Regions from separate parts of the Homo sapiens genome. Here regions 2, 3 and 4 are each linked to region 1. Evidence: chromatin loops called from intact Hi-C (ENCODE). Cell type or tissue: HepG2. All regions are shown on one strand. Region 1 holds the start of RTTN (rotatin). Region 2 has its middle 7.6 kb from the start of LINC01910. Region 3 holds the start of TMX3 (thioredoxin related transmembrane protein 3). Region 4 holds the start of LINC01909 (long intergenic non-protein coding RNA 1909).

Region 1 (2,500 bases):
GGAACCACTAGAAGGTGGAATGGAGAATATCCAGCATGCTAGCAGCAATCTTGCCCTTCCTCTCTTCTTCCCAGAGATAATATGGCCACCTTGAATTTTGTTCTTTTCCCGAATTTGACACACTCCGTCTGGATTCTTGCCTTTGCAAATACAGGTTTCTCCTGCAGGAATTTCCTTACCCAACTTCTTTGTGTGGCAAACTCCTACTTACTCTTTAAGATCCAACTCAAATATCATCACTCTCCTATTGACACACATGAGGAGGCAGCAAGGCACTCTAAATAGAACAAAGAAACATCAGGTCAGCTCCTCAATCTGTCACTTACTAGTTAATGTGACTTTGTGTGGGGGTACTTTTGTGATTCTAAGTTTCCTCTTTGGCAAAATAGGAATGGGAATACAGTAGGCCTTTGCTGTCCACTGGTTGCACACAGAGAATTCAACACACGGGATGGAAAATATTCGGGAAAAAACCCCACAGTTGAAAATAACAATACAACAATTAAAAAATAATATGAATAAAAGTACAGTGTAACAACTATTTACATAGCATTTACAGTGTATTAGGTATTGTAAGCAATCTAGAGATGATTTAAAGCATATAGGAGGATGTGTGTAGGTTATATGCAAATACTACACCATTTTATAAAAGAGACTTAAGCATGGGTGGATTTGGGTATCTGCGGGGGTCCTGGAACCAATTACCTAGGGATACCGAGGGCCCACTTTACCTGCCTTGACATCCCTTTCCCAGGGAACGTGAAATGATCAGACCGAGAAAATGCAAATCATTTTCCAAATGTAATTTTGTTGTTGTTCTTACCGCTGCTTATAATTAAAAAAAAAATAATTTGCTCAGCTCGATCACTGTGCACGGTGCAAAAAATCAACTTTGGTACCATTCAGCAAATCATACCCCCACGTCCCGCCTTTATTTTCCTTTTTTGCAGCCCGGTTTCTCTCTTCTGCTCACTCATACCCGCCCACCCCGCTTTTGTAGCTTGCTTGTTCATATCTGAACTTGGGTATCCAAAGACACTGCTTGACTTTGCAGGTACATTTCACAGTTAAAGAGGGTTCGTCATTTAGTAGTCGGGGATGGGGAGAACTGTCACAAAGCAAAAGTCTACATTCTAAATCGTGAAGTTCTGGGAGCTGAGAATCAGATTGGCAGGGCCAAGAACGAATCCGTCGACGAGCCGGGAGGCGGGGCTCCTGCTGGGGCCTCTGCAGCCCGCGCTGGGTTCCCGAATTCCCGCGCTGTAAGCCGGAACCCCAGGCCAGCGGGCGCCGCGGCGGGCCCGGAGATCGGTGCAGGACGCACGGCCTAGCCAGAACTACAACTCCCGACGTGCGCGGCGGCCAACGCTGGTTCTATCCCTGCTTGTTGCTTTTTTTTTTCCCTCCGCTTCTTGCGACGGAGACTGCTGTCCAGGAAGTGCGCAGTAGTGATTCTAGAGAGGCTGGAAGCTCTCCTGGCGACGCTGGGGCCGCGAAGGGCTCACGTAATGACTCCTACTCCTGGTGAGCGCAGGCGTTGCGGAACTCACCGTCCCACAGGACGTGTTTCCGGGGGTACATTAATTGTGGCTGGACGCAGTGGCGCGGCAGTTTAATTCTCCGGCGGCTGCAGATTGACGGGACGAGATGGTCCTGGCAGGGCTCATCAGGAAACTCGGTAACTGTCAGCTTGCCCCTCGCCCAAGGCACCCCCCGCGCTCTGGCCACTTGCTGAGAATGGTCGTGTCACGTTTCCGCGGCCGGCCGCTCCGCGACCGCTCCCTCTTTCACCCCCGCTTTGTCAGGATAGCCCCCGGGGACCCATCTCGGACTTTGTGTAAACTTCGCGGTTCGCGTCCCGAAGGCACCAGTGGCCTGCTTCTGAAAAAAACTGGTTTATTCCGTCTTCACGCCGCTCCTGCCCACAGCATAAATAACGTAGTCTCTTTGCAGTCGGGAAATAAAATAGTTTTGTGCCGTTCGTTGACAGGTCATCAGCTGGCCGAGATCAGGGAGCGCGCTCTCAAGAGTATTCTCTGCAAGATTGAGCACAACTTAATCTGCTACGCTGATCTCATTCAGGAGAGGCAACTTTTTCTTCATTTGCTGGAATGGTTCAATTTCCCGTCCGTTCCGATGAAGGAAGAGGTTCTGAACCTGTTAAGCAGATTGGTTAAGGTAGGGTCATTTTGAAATAAAGAAAATAATCAGACGAGTGACTTGTTTCTTAGTCATTTAATTGTAGCGTTTATTGAAAGTTAAATAATTGGGGTTAAAAGTTTTTTTAATCAACCAGAGATGTTTAATTTTAATTAATCTGGGTATATGGTTCATCTTTTATTTGTGATACTGAATCCCACATGGTCTCTGCTGTGCTCAGAAGTAACACAGAACTTCTTTTGAGTTTTGGTATGTTCTGTGTTTTTGAGTTATCTTTGGAGGTTAATATTTGTATTCTGTTTTTGTTTTCTGACATTTACATCTTAAAAACTAGATATGT
Region 2 (2,500 bases), 170 kb before region 1:
GGGGTGAAGCCTTTGTGAATGGGCTTAGTGCCCTTATTATAACAGAGCCCACGGAGAGCTCCTTGCTAGCACCACATGAGGTTATAATCAGAAGGCACCGTCTATGAAACAGGAAGCAGGCCCTCACCAGGCGCCAGATCTGCCTTGATCTTGGACTTCCCAGCTTCCAGCAATGTGAAAAAAAGTTTTTGTTGTTGTAAGCCTTCCAGTTCATGGTACTTTGTTACAGCAGCCTAGTAAACTAATAGACGTGGTGAAATCAATTCACCTCCAAGCTGACCTGGCTTGGTGCTTCCTAATCATGAATGGGATCTCTGGTTTTCTCCAGTCAAATTTGAGGCTATTCTCACTCAGAAGCATTTCATCACGTATCTTCCAGGCTATAACTTAATTGATAGGTATAGATGTATTTCCACTAACAAAACTGCTAACTTTGGGGAAGGAAAATGCTAGAGTCACCTTAAGCCTCATGCTTTTATCAGACAGACACATTAATCTGGGTCTGTGTACAAAAATTGCTTCCCACACACTCTCTGGAGTCTCAGAGGACCAGGGAAGGAATCTGGCAGGAGACAAGCAAAAGGCGATACACAGTCCACAAAGTGGCACAGGGGTTCTTCCGGCCCTGAGGCCTGTTGACATCACATTCATCATCCCTACATGCCAGGGCTCTGGCGGGCTATGGAGAATCCTCTGCGAGAGGGAGGATGTTTGCACGAATAACTTTCCTTTTGAACTCTTTCGACATTAGGACCTTATGCCAGGCTGCCTCATTTACCAAACACTTAAAAGATCAGGACTGAAGCCGTAGAAGGGGCTTCACTGGGAAGATGTGTCAGCCACACCGTGCAGCTATGTTGCAGTGTAGTTGCATGAGCTGTCCCAGATACCAAGTATGGAAGTTAAAAAAATTAATAAATAAAAATAAATGAACAAATCAAAAGGAGTAGGTGTGGTGGGGAGGGAGGAAGAGCAAGCACATGGATCATGCACTTTGGGAAGAGAAAATAAAAGAGGAATGAGTTTTCTTTTATCAAGGAAATCTAAATGACATGTTCAAGACCGTAGCAACCAATCTAAGTGTTTCCATTCTCCAAACACACAGATGGACCCTGGAGTGAGAGGGTGGAGACAGCAGTAAATGTGTTTTTCTGTCTCGTTGGAAATGTTTTTCCCGTTGATCTAGCAACACTGTTACATCGGTACAAATGCCCACAACCTTAGGAGAGTTAGGTTCAGGCCCAAAGTCCATTTTCTTGGTTAATCATTATCCAGGACTGTTTAAACCAGGCCATTAAGCTATAACGTAACATGCAGCCACCTATATGCTTGGATATCTGTGTAGTCTGAAGTGCCCTTTCCTTTGCATTTCCTTAAGTATCGAATTAATTTGCCTTTAGAGAATGAATTGATATTTTTAAGCCTATTTGATTGTTGGGTTTTTTACTTAAAAACAGTCTTTATTAAAATAGTTTTATTAAAAAACATAGTGGCAAAATTTCAAATTATTTCAAAACGTTTCATGCTCTACTTCTCTGTTCCCAGCTCTGCTCTAGTCACCTCAAAGAGATTCAGTTTGACTTCACATTTTTTGTAGGCAGATGTATCCACCAGCTGACACTGAATAAAAGAGCCCTTTCAGTTACTGTCCCTCTGGGCCCAATGGTAAAGTCACCAGTCCCATGAACTGGTCACCTCCCTAGTGAAGCGGCTACGTTGTCTGGGGTCTATACCCCGAGGTTCGTCATTGCACGACAGGAAAATGTAGGACATGGACACACACAAGGAGTTTAGGAGCAAATGTTTAATAGGCAGAAGAGAAAGAAAAACAGATCTCTCCATAGACAAGGGGGTCTCCCAGTGGAAAGGACCAGTCAGGTTTGAGGAAGCCGTGTCTGATTTACATAGGGTTCACAGATTGGTTTGATCAGGTATGACGTTTAGATAGTGTGTGGGGAAGGCTGGTCGCGCCACGATAATTTTATTATGCAAATGGGCTTTCCAGTTGATGGGTGCCATCTTATCTGGTCTTTACTGCACATGTGACTGACAAAGGGAAGGGAGGATGGCGCCGCCATCTTGAACATGTCTACTCCCTAGTTCCTGCAGGCATTCACTTGCCTGTCCCTCTGGGCCAAATGGTAAAGTCAGCAGTCCCATGAACTGGTCACCTCCCTAGTGAAGTGGCTACGTTGTCTGGGGTCTATACCCTGAGCTCGACTTCATAGGCTGCTCTTTATTAAAAAATGATCTGGGCTGCTTTTCATGAAAAAGAAAACAAAGCCTTACTGAAGACTCCCATACCTTCGTTATCTGCCTAAGTGATTTCTTTTTAACTCTTGTATCATTAGCAAGGAAAATGTCAGCAAAGAGGAAACAGGAATACGCAGCAGAGTGACAATTTGCACTAAGATGAGAGCAAAGTTTAACCAAATGGAAAAGCCAAATCATTGGTTACAACTTTACTTTACAGTGGAGATTACAAGTTCTTTTCATTTAT
Region 3 (2,500 bases), 1.5 Mb after region 1:
CTGAAAAGCACAGATCTAGGTCAACTGGCTTTTGTTGTTGTCCACATGTGAACTTAAACTGTAACGCAAATATAAGAGGAAATTATTTCACTTTGCATGCTGTGGAAGACAGAAAACTTTGAAATACATGAGAATGAAAAAAAAAAATTGAATATGGGTCATTCAGAGACCTTGCCAAGAAAGTAGAAAAGCTTCTGTATAAGAGTATCGAGGCGATGGTACTATTATAAAGCTGTTCCACCACCACCGGGAGAACATTCCCATCATTTCAACAGTCCCCTTACGTTTTAGTCTACTTTTTTCTTAAAAAAAAAAGAAAAAAAGGAAAAGAGAAAGAAAAAGAAAAATTGAATCTGTAGAGGGCTTGCGCTGGATACCATGCTGCATGCACAAAGGGGGTGACATTTAGGGCTTGCTCTCAATTAGAGTGCAATTTAATCTTCTAGTCACTAGGAATAACGACGTTTTATGACATTTTTGCCTGTTGGAATTTTGAACCTAAGGTGAACCGGCTGACATCATATCCCCCTTCTGTTGTTGTCACAGGTTTTCAAAATTTGGTTTGATCTAAATTCTCTGGTACCTTATGTCCCATAAAAATTTCATCTAGTTCGTAAGTAGTGATTGCTGCAGTAACCGTCTTATAAAAGTATATGGTTTTTACAAATCATTGTCGTATAGAAGAAAAAACAGGTAGCAATATAAATATTTCATACTACTTTATCTAGTTCCAAAATAATCAGAAAAGAGCCATCAAAAAATATCCTACGCTTAACTTCATGTTCTCAAGTTTCAAGAGAAAGTTTTTAAAGAGGCAATCCTTACTTTGGCAAAAATGCATTAAAGCTTGCTGCATTTAAGAGATGTCCCATTATGCAAACAGGTTGAAAGAATATTACAAATACGTTTTGGAAAAATACGGAGTGTCGCGCAGCTCAGCAATCCGCAGTCTTAATGCGCGCCTCTTTCCAGGAATTTGATCCAGCATCAAAACCCACAGGTGCACTCACCACACGGGAGTAACAAGTAAATGATGTGCCAGTATTCAACCTGCAAGTGCGTCGTCAGAGCCTACCTCACCCTCAGCATAACTTTCACCGGTATTCACCTTCCCGGAAACGCGCCCCAGTGAACCAGCACCGTTTTCCCTAGTAAAGCCCTTAAGCAGGGTTCCCACGCTCCTGGGCGTGGAGGGGGGCACCGAGAGCGCAAAGGATTCTTAAGACATGACTGCGCAGGCGCTGTCGCATGCGCCGCACTCCCCTCGCATGCGCCGCACTCCCGCGCATAGCCGGAGACGGAGACTGGCCGGGTAGCCCCGCCCCCGTAGTTAGCGCGGTGCTTCTCTTCCGCTCCGGGTCGGCTCCGTTTCCCTTTCCGGGCGGGCAGGCGGCGGACCCCAGTGTCTTTATCCCTCTTTTGCACAGTCAGCTTCTGCAGCTCTCCCGGGCTAGCATGGCAGCGTGGAAGAGTTGGACGGCCCTGCGGCTCTGCGCCACAGGTAATGGGGGCTCAGCGGTCGGGACGCTGGCGGGCGCGTGGGACCTGGCCCCGCCGTGGGGCCGGGATTGGACCCGGGTCTGGGGCGAGGCCTGCGGGGTTCGTGGAGATGCCCACCCATTCCCGGCAGCGTCCTGCCGCCCCCGCCGCGCCACCCTGCCTGGCCCTGACGGAGCGGACACCTTGGGGTCCTTCCGCCGCCGCTGTGCCGGACCAATGCTGGACGTGGGAAGGGCGCGCTGCCTTGTGTTTGTGTTTTTCTCATTGTGGCAGAAGTTTCAATAAAGCTTACTCCTTTGATGGGCAAGAAGGATGCCGCCGTCCCAGCTTAACGACCAAATCTTGCCTTGGCTTTAGGTTCCGAGTCTTGTCACGTTTAAGGATTTTTACCACCAGTACTCAAGAGAGGGTGGTCGAGGACAGATCAGGGTCAGGCCGCCGGGATTGTGCGGTGTGAAAAGGACCTGAGTGTGTGTCAGCGGTTCTCAGCTGCCTCCCGTCAGCATGGAGTGCCCTCATTCTCACTGGGGTCCGCTCACTTAACAACCTTTTAGAGCCCACTCTGTGTCAGGCACTGCCGTGTAATAAGTATTAGAGTTGCAGCTCGACTTTCTTCCTACGTATCTATTTGAGGGGAAATATTTTGAATGGCATTTGGAGTTTTTACGGAAGAGGTAATTGCTACTAAAGCAAAAGAAATAAAGAAGAATGCTGTCTATTTGTATTCCAAAAAGATAGGATGGTTAAAAAGAGACGTAAGATGAGAGTGAAAATATGGAGGAAAAAGGAACTGTGTGTATTAGATTTATTGGCTTACCTAGAACTTGGCCGGTCACGATATGGTTGCATACAGACTAAATATTTATTAAATGGATGAACTACCTTTGCTTTTGCATCATTTGCACCCTGGGATGCATCAGTGATGAATTTTTTGGTAGGTTGTGAAAGGTCAAAAACACTTCAGAGATGACTAAGCTTATACGGTATGAGCCAAATAATC
Region 4 (2,500 bases), 130 kb before region 1:
CCACCAGGATATTGCAAAGATTAATTATTATTAAAAACAAAATGAAATTATCAATCCCTTCAGGAATATGTTTGCTGTATTAATATAAGAAACTATTTTCATGGTTTCCTTGATTTTTATAGCTGTGCTTATTGTGCCCCTTCTCAATGAAGGAGATATTCCAAATTTCTCCCAGACAGAAACTGATTTAAAATCGATTCAGTGGCTGAAGAACCCTGTAATTGTCCCAGCGGGTTCTTACTCTGCCAGGTAAATATTTCCAAGAACTAACATGCTAAGTTTGAGACTGGTTATTCATAATATAACTGTTAAGAGTTGTATTGTCTTTGAGTTTCTTTGGGGTTACCTTTCTTGAATCCCTATGATTTTGTGCATCCCACTCATCTGTGTCAGTGTATGTTCTTCAAGACTGAGGGATACGAGACCTGGCAGGAACAACCTACTTGCTAAGGAAGGACATTCAATGTGTACTTAATAAGATGTTCAGAGGTAGATTTTCCCAGACTGGTCATGGGTCCCATGCTCTTTCTTTCCTTCCACTCCAAATCTGCAGCATGTTTAGTTTTTGTCTTTAAGTTTCATGATTCATGGCCACCCAATCATTGCCACACTTCTAGACAGCAAGTCTTTACCTGACCCTGTACACGTCAGGAGTGGAGAGACTGCAAAGATGGCAAGAGAAAACTCTTCTCCCAGGCCTGTCTCCTTTCATCCAGGAATGAAAATCTCTCTCAGTCTTACATCTATTGAATCTCATGGGCTTTCTGGCTCTGCAAGGGTGGCTGGAAAAAATGAGTATCTTGCTTTTTCAGCATCTATATTGAGAGGCAGGCAAGGAAAAGGTGGATGAAGACCAATTAACCGAAGTGTCTGTTACAACTAACAAATTCTTTTTCTCTTTTCCTCTCTTCTACTCCACAGAAATCATTGCCTGTCAACAGCCTCCACCCCCACCTCCCCACCCCCACTCTTGGGAATGGACTCTGACAAACTCACCATCAGGAAAGTTGATGTTTCCCATCTAGGATGGAAGAATGGGATTCTGAACTTTGTCACTGTTTCTGAAACGTCATCAGCTCCTGTAATTGCATGGTTGGGACAGATCTATTTAAATTGCTTTGAAGTTTTCCCAGGAAATTCCCACAAAATTGTGCAACCCAAGGAATTGAGGTGGAAAAAATGGCACTGGCATCAATTTGCTTCTCACCACGACCTTGTGAAGGAGGCAGGTAGCCACTCATATTTATGATTTAAAAAATGAGGGATCAACAATTAAAGGGGTAACAGTTCTAGGTGCTTGGACTATTAGTTTTATCAAAAACACAGTCGGTATAGGTTCATTGACAGCTGGCATTCATCATCTGAAATTAGATCCCCCTTTGAAATTATTCTTTCTCTCATTTTCCTTGCTTTTACATAGAAGTTTTTTCTTTTTTTTTTCTGTAAATAGTTAGATAATGGCATGGGATGACACTGCAAATAGGCAATATACCATACAATCAATTCCATGTATTAATTCCAGAACAGTTTCCTCATTAATGGAAATACAGGATGCATTCTGGTATCATTATTGTTGACATTTCTCTTTGCTTTTATTATATTCAATAAAATATTGTATTCAACAGCTTACCTCAGAGAGAAGTTTGATGAGATTTGATTGTCCTTTAGTTTTATCTTTATCACCAAGACAGGACCCAAAACCTGTCTTCCTCCTAGTGTGGCAGGGCTGTTGCAATGAAGCACACAGACAACAAACACATCTTTCTAAAGCTCTCCTTCATCTGAAAGTAAAGATGACAACTTGATATGAATAAAACCCATAGAATTTTGGAAAATTTTGATGTTTCTCAATCTGCACTCTCTGATTGGGATTGATTTAACTGAGAGTAACAGAAACGTTGACGCTGCTTAAACAAATAAGAGGTTTATTTATCTTGCAAACACTATGAAGGTATTCATTTCAGGGCCCAGTGCAGCTGCTCCAGGGCCAGCTCATTTGACCTTTCAGCTTTTCTGTCCTGCATGTGTAACTGCTGAGCATCGGAGAGTTACATTAGCAAGCCAGGAGAAGAAGAAGAAAGATGAAGAAGGGAGGATAAGTGGCTATAGCAGGAAGTGGAACATTTCCAGAAACCCCAATAAATGTATATCTTGCCTGAACTACATCTCACAACCATCTTTAGCTGCAAGAGAGTCTGGTAACTGTAGTTTTTTCACTGGGCACACTGCCATTCCTGTAAAAATTACAATTTTCTTAATGAGGACGAAATAGAGACATGATGTTGCCTCAGCAACTAGCAGTGTACACCACACCCATCATCGCCAGGCAAAGTGTAGTGTCATGATTTCATTTGTTAGTCATCACTTTCAACATCTATTGCCATAGTAAACATAAGCCAAAATGATTAGATATCAAAAACTGATCTACCATATTATTTTGTTTTTCCAATAAGTAATAGCAGCCTTACTCATTCACCTTTGAGAAGAAGTTTATTTTATA

What was found. Hi-C counts contacts between places; a loop is a spot of excess contacts. Peaks named below come from ENCODE experiments on the same cell type or tissue, not always from the same donor. Only the 100,000 strongest peaks of a DNase experiment are listed, where the experiment ranks them.
Region 2: a loop joins it to region 1, with 7 times the contacts of the local background. A loop is called at or near these places in 8 of 110 quality-filtered maps.
Region 3: it touches region 1 in a loop (7-fold over the local background); 16 of 110 quality-filtered maps call a loop at or near these places.
Region 4: it touches region 1 in a loop (5-fold over the local background); 7 of 110 quality-filtered maps call a loop at or near these places.

The regions. Positions count from the first base shown.
Region 1 is chr18:70,204,806-70,207,305 of GRCh38, reverse strand. It overlaps RTTN (rotatin), which reads left to right and starts at 1,619. Exons shown (of 49, transcript NM_173630.4): 1 at 1,619-1,678; 2 at 1,991-2,178. The coding sequence starts at 1,648. LOC105372180 (a long non-coding RNA gene) reads right to left here and starts at 1,517. Exons shown (of 3, transcript XR_935599.3): 1 at 732-1,517; 2 at 212-277. RefSeq lists enhancers at 1,220-1,459, 922-1,551, 1,470-1,579, 1,790-1,919. In HepG2, no CTCF peak of the experiment used is centred here; a DNase peak (open chromatin) is centred at 1,385; H3K4me3 peaks cover 2,304 bases.
Region 2 is chr18:70,375,715-70,378,214 of GRCh38, reverse strand. No RefSeq gene overlaps it. Among named protein-coding and RNA genes, the nearest start is that of LINC01910, 7.6 kb to the left of the region's middle. In HepG2, no CTCF peak of the experiment used is centred here; DNase peaks (open chromatin) are centred at 184, 664, 1,204 and 1,624; H3K4me3 peaks cover 468 bases.
Region 3 is chr18:68,713,937-68,716,436 of GRCh38, reverse strand. TMX3 (thioredoxin related transmembrane protein 3) reads left to right here and starts at 1,329. Exons shown (of 16, transcript NM_019022.5): 1 at 1,329-1,501. The coding sequence starts at 1,456. It also overlaps a transcript of CCDC102B not described here. RefSeq lists an enhancer at 1,002-1,071 and silencers at 1,272-1,401, 1,582-1,681. In HepG2, no CTCF peak of the experiment used is centred here; a DNase peak (open chromatin) is centred at 1,256; H3K4me3 peaks cover 2,187 bases.
Region 4 is chr18:70,334,637-70,337,136 of GRCh38, reverse strand. It overlaps LINC01909 (long intergenic non-protein coding RNA 1909), which reads right to left and starts at 1,698. Exons shown (of 4, transcript NR_126336.1): 1 at 1,631-1,698; 2 at 997-1,079; 3 at 633-815. It overlaps LIVAR (liver cell viability associated lncRNA), which reads left to right. Exons shown (of 2, transcript NR_146458.1): 2 at 922-1,629. RefSeq lists enhancers at 1-4, 1-292. In HepG2, no CTCF peak of the experiment used is centred here; DNase peaks (open chromatin) are centred at 1,066, 1,976 and 2,326; H3K4me3 peaks cover 1,951 bases.